Regions from separate parts of the Homo sapiens genome. Here region 2 is linked to region 1. Evidence: read pairs that join two places in POLR2A ChIA-PET (ENCODE). Cell type or tissue: Panc1. All regions are shown on one strand. Each heading gives the region's core, and the rest is flanking DNA. Links, peaks and the distances in the headings are about the cores only.

Region 1 (2,909 bases), core at 96-2,595:
GCAACCAGAGCCTGCTGGTGGCTGCCTTCTGGGCCGAGCTGAGCAGGCTTCCACACCACGCTCCACAGAACCCCCAGGGTCTCCTAAGCTTGTGCAAAACTCCAGCTGGTGGAAAGAAAGCTGGGGCAACTGCCAGAAGGATGGCGGTGCCCTGGGAGGAATATTTCCGACTGGCTTTGCAAGAGAAACTGTCTACGTGAGTGGGACGTAGAGGGAGGGAGGGCTAGAAGGAGGGCGGGAATGCGTGGGCTGGCCCATCCTTTCTTCCTCACCTCCTGGGTCCTGGCTTTGGGCAGATCATAGTGGGGGTTATTGTCCCCACTTCACAGAGGAGGAAACTGAGGATCAGAGAGAAACCGAGGCATCACCATGGTCTCAGGGATCGTTCCTGATCCCCCACCCCTAGCTGACATCCGGCTGAGATTAAATCATTCAAACCAAGCTGGGAAGGAATTATTCTATGAAATCCTGCTCCCCAATCCACCCCCAAAACTGCATTTTCAGGAGGAACAGAGGAAGCTTGTTCTGTGTCTCCTTCATGTTCAGCAGCATGGCCTCAAGTCCCAACCTCAGTATCAGCATCTGTAAAATGGGGAGGGGGGTTTTCTTCTGGACCACGGCTGGGAAAGCCTTGCTGATTACACATTAGTCATTCTTTCTGCTCTCCCTTTCTCCCGGGGCGCTGGACTCCAGAACCCCACTGCCTCCTGGGCCTCTCCCTGCAGAGGTCTCAGGCATCTCGGGCTTGGCCGTAGTAGGGAGCTGGTCTCCCCCACCTGACCTGCTCTCCTGCAGCCTCATCCTTCCGGCTCCTGGGGTCACCTCTGACCCCTTTCTCACTCCCCTCCCCACTCCATCAGTTCTGCTCTCACCTCCTGCCACTGCTGCCCTGCTCAGAACCACACTATCTCTGGAATATCCCGTGGCCCCACCACTGGTCTCCCGCAGCTGCCCACTGTCCTTGCTCCTCAAAGCAGCCAGAAGGGCCCCTCCTCTGCCCAAAACACTCCCTCCGCTCCCACTTCACTTAGAGTCAAGGCCAAAGTCTCCACTCACCATGGCCCACCGCAGTTGGATTCTCAGCTCCTCCCTGCTCCCAATTCCCATCTTTTTCCTCCTCCCTCCCTCCTCTGCAGCCACCCTAGCCACACCAGGGTCCTAGAATCTGTTCCCTGGAGATGTCCACGTGGCTTGCTCCCTCTTCTCCTCCAGGTCTCTGCTCAGATGCCACCTCCTCTGTGTTGAAAGATTCCTTTAGTCCACTTAATTTTTCATCTCAGTGCCTACCATGTCCTGGCATTCTTTATTATTATTATTATTATTATTTATTAGCTTGATTTTCTGTGGCTCCCAGAACAATGCAAGTTCACGAGGGAACAGGGATTTTTGTCTGTCCTGTTTACAGCTGCACCCCCAGTGCCTACAAGGGTGCCTGGCCCAGAGTAGGTGCTCAGGACAATTTGTTCAATGAATAAAGAATTCAACCAGGTGCGGTGGCTCACACCTGTAATCCCGGCACTTTGGGATGCCAAGGTGGGTAGATCACATGAGGTCAGGATTTCGAGACCAGCCTAGCCAACATGGTGAAACCCTGTCTCTACTAAAAATACAGAAATTAGCTGGGCATGGTGGCGTGCACCTGTAATCCCAGCTACTTGGGAGGCTGAGGCAGGAGAACTGCTTGAACCTGGAAGGCGGGAGGTTGCAGTGAGCCAAGATCGTGCCACTGCACTCCAACCTGAATGACAGAGCAAGACTCCATCTCAAAAACTATATAATAATAATAATAATTCAACCAGATGTGGTGGCTTATGCCTGTAATCCCAACACTTTGGGAGGCTGAGGCAGGAGGATTGCTTGAGTCCACGAGTTCAAGACCAGCCTGGGCAATAAAACAAGACCTCATCTTTACAAAAATAAAAAAATAAAAATTAGCCGGGTGTGGTGGCACATGCCTGCAGTCCCAGCTACTCAAGAGACAAGATGGGAGGATCGCTTAAGCCCAGGAGTGAGCTATGATGATTAGACCACTGCACTCCAGCCTGGGTGACAAAGCAAGACCCAAAAACAAGTCTCAAAAAAAAAAAAAAAAAATTAAACAGCCAGCAGGTGGCTAATGGGGCACTCCAGACACAGTGGTGAGATGTGGGGCCCTGAAACATGCTTCCTTCACCCCCACCTCCTACTTGAGCCTCTTCAGAAAGCTGCCAGAGCAGGCTGAGGATCATGTCCCACCAGTACTGCGTCTCCTGGAGAAGAGGCAAGAGCTGGTAGATGCAGACCAGGCCCTGCAGGCCCAGAAGGAGGTGAGCCCCCACTACTGTAACGAGGTGGTGAGCTGGTGGATGGGAAGTGATGGAGCCAATTTATTAGTGACAAGGTCTGAGACAAGTCATTTCACCACTCCAAGCCTTGATTTCCTCATCGTCAAATGGGGATCAAATGAGACCAGTTGTTGGTGCAAATAAATTTGTGTGCATTGAGCATGTGCTGGGCACTGCATTAAGCCCTGGAGGTCTTACGATAGTCCCTGGCCTTGTGGGGCTCACAGTCTAGAGAGGAAAACAGATAAGTGTTCAGGTGGTGACTGCTACAGGGAAGAAGCACTGGGCAGGGGCTGTGGAAGCCCAGAAGTCCCTACCTCCCCATGGGGGTGGTCAAGGAGGGCTTCCTGGAGGAAGTGATGTCTTGGGGATTGCTGAAGGGCAAGTCGGCTTATCCAGCAAAGGTGAAACAGATGAGGAAGGAAAAACAGGCAGAGGAAAACCATACACAAAGACTGGTTGGAAGGCAAGAACCAAACACAGGTGGTTGAGTGGCTGGAAGACAGAATATGGGAGGGCAGAGGGTAAGATGAGGCCTGAAGGAAGGGCAGGGACACTGGCATTCGAGGGCTGGAGGAGGGTGTT
Region 2 (2,909 bases), core at 87-2,586, 190 kb after region 1:
GCAAAATCTTGAGACCTGCATCTCTTAAAAAAACTACACAAAGTATATATAATAAATAAAAAAACAGATTTGACACTCATTTATAAGTATAATCCCAAGTGTGTGTGTGTGTGTGTGTGTGTGTGTGTGTGTATGTATATGTTTACTTTTCTTTTATCTTTTATTTTTTTGAGAGAACGCCTCAAGCCTCCCAAGCCAACCTCCTACCTCAGCCTCCCAGGTAGCTGGAATTACAGGTGCACGCCACTATGCCTGGCTAATTTTTTTGTATTTTTAGTAGAGATGGGGTTTCATCATGTTGGCCAGGCTGGTCTCGAACTCCTGACCTCAAAGTGATCCACCTGCCTTCGCCTCCCAAAATGCTGGGATTACAGGAGTGAGCCACGCACGCCTGGCCCCTAAGTGTATATTTTAAACATATATTTATATCTGTGTGGGAAACAGTCTAGAAAAATATATGTGGAATCAGTTTTCTCTAGGATAAAGGAATTAGGCCCATGTGGTGGGTTACACCTGTAATTCCAGCACTTTGGGAGGCCGATGCAGGAGGATCACTTGAGCCCAGGAGTTCGAGACCAGTCTGGGCAACATAGCAAGACTCCATCTCTAAAAAAATTTTAAAACAAGCTGGGTGTGGTGGCACCTGCCTGCAGTCCCAGCCTCTCGGGAGGCTTGGGTGGCAAGATGTCTTGAGCCCGGAAGTTTGAGGCTGCAATGAGCCACGATTGCACCACTGCGCTCAAACCCGAGCGACTCTGACTCTTAAAAAACATTTTTTTAATAGTCTGAAAACCACATTATTCAACATAAATAAATAAATCCTGCCCTCTACCCCTGTAATGGATGAAAAGTATCTGTCCCCCCAAAATGCAGGTGTTGAAACCCTCCCAGTGTGATGGTATTGGGAGGTGGGAGCTTTGGGAAGTAATTGGGTCATTCAGGTGGAGTCCTCAGGAATGAAATTAGTGCCCGTATAAGAAGACACCAGAGAGGTAGCTAGCTCTCTTCATCATATGAGAATACAAGAAGTCAGCAGTCTGCAACCTGGGAGGGGCCCTTACCAGAACCCCACGATGCTGGCACCCTGATCTTGGCTGTCCAGCCTCCAGAATGATGAGAAAGAAATTTTTGTTGTTTCTTTTTTTTTTTTTTTTGAGATGGAGTTTAGCTCTTATTGCCCAGGCTGGAGTGCAATGGCACAATCTTGGCTCACCACAACCTCCGCCTCCTGGGTTCAAGTGATTCTCCTGCCTCAGCCTCCCGACTAGCTAGGATTACAAGCATGTGCCACCACGCCCGGCTAATTTTGTATTTTTAGTAGAGATGGGATTTCTCCATGTTGGTCAGGCTGGTCTTGAACTCCCCACCTCAGGTGATCCACCCGCCTCGGCCTCCCAAAGTGCTGGGATTACAGGCATAAGCCACTGTGCCCGGCCTAATTTTTGTTGTTTCCAAACCACCCAATCTATGGTACTTTGTGTAAACCAAAAATAAATTTCTTTCTTTCTTTTTTTTTTTTTGAGATGGAGACTTGCTCTGTGGCTCAGGCTGGAGTGCAGTGGCATGATCTTGACTCACTGCAACCTCCGTCTCCCAGGTTAAAGCAATTCTCCTGCCTCAGCCTCCTGAGTAGCTGGGATTATAGGCGCCCGCCACCGTGCCTAGCTAATTTTGGTATTTTTAGTAGAAACGGGGTTTCACCATGTTGGCCAGGCTTGTCTCGAACTCCTGACCTGCAGTGATCTGCCCGCCTTGGCCTCCCAAAGTACTGGATTATAGATGTGAGCTGCCGTGCTCAGCCCAAAAATAAATTTCTAAGCACCCCCGCAACTGTCTGAATGGACTTCCTTCTTGGCCAGGGCGCTCTTAAAATTTAACCTGAGAGACTGGTTGAGTCCATGATGGGAAGTGGGGGTTGACATGCCTCATTATACCTCTCCAGCATTAACATCAACATAGACCTTAAATCTGATAAGAAGCATTTGTAATCAGTTCTCTCTGAAGGCCTCATCTGCATGATAAAACTTTGGTCTCCACAACCTCTTATTGCAACCCAGACATTTCCTAGGTATTTTTTTTTTTAATTTTGTATTTGAGACCAAGTCGCTCTGTCTCCCAGGCTGGAATGCAATGGCGCGATCTCAGCTAACTGCCAACTCCGCCTCTTGGGCCCAAGTGATTCTCCTGCCTCAGCCTCTCGAGTAGCTGGGACTACAGGCAAGCATCTTTTTGTATTTTTAGTAGAGATGGGGTTTCACCATGTTCAAGACCCGGCTGGTCTTGAACTCCTGACTTCAGGTGATCCACCCGCCTCGGCCTCCCAAAGTGGTGGGATTACAGGCGTGAGCCACCTCGCCCGGCCTTTGAGTACTTTTCTATGGGCTGTTACCACTGTTGCCATTAACAAAATCATTAAATCAGTTTTGGGAAGACTGCACATTAGTCTCATTTTGGGGTCTCCTATATGTAGTGGATAAGAATTAAGTCTTTGGGGCTTGGCATGGTGGCTCATGCCTGTAATCTCAGCGCTTTGGGAGGCCAAGTTGGGTGGATCACCTGAGGTCAGAAGTTCGAGACCAGCCTGGCCAACATGGTGAAACCCCATCTCTACTGAAAATATAAAAATTAGCCGGGCATGGTGGCACACGCCTGTAGTCCCAGCTACTAGGAGGCTGAGGCAGGAGAATCGCTTGAACCCGGGAGGCGGAGGTTGCAGTGAGTGGAGATCACACCACTGTACTCCAGCTTGGGTTACAGAGTGAGACTCTCTCAAAAAAAAAAAAAAGAATTAAGTCTTTGGATGAGCTCAACCCAGGTTCACTACTCACTTCAGTTTGACCTTGGGCAAGTCACATGTCTTCTCCGTCCATCTTTAAATGGGACTAGGGATTTCCTGGGTCTCTCCGGTT

What was found. Peaks named below come from ENCODE experiments on the same cell type or tissue, not always from the same donor. Only the 100,000 strongest peaks of a DNase experiment are listed, where the experiment ranks them.
Region 2: POLR2A ChIA-PET joins it to region 1 with 7 read pairs; 2 of 35 experiments call an interaction of 5 or more read pairs at or near these places.

The regions. Positions count from the first base shown.
Region 1 is chr12:113,149,718-113,152,626 of GRCh38, forward strand. It overlaps CFAP73 (cilia and flagella associated protein 73), which reads left to right and starts at 7. Exons shown (of 8, transcript NM_001144872.3): 1 at 7-196; 2 at 2,201-2,306. The coding sequence starts at 141. In Panc1, for the core only: no CTCF peak of the experiment used is centred there; no DNase peak of the experiment used is centred there.
Region 2 is chr12:113,343,521-113,346,429 of GRCh38, forward strand. No RefSeq gene overlaps it. Among named protein-coding and RNA genes, the nearest start is that of SLC8B1, 9.9 kb to the left of the region's middle. In Panc1, for the core only: no CTCF peak of the experiment used is centred there; no DNase peak of the experiment used is centred there.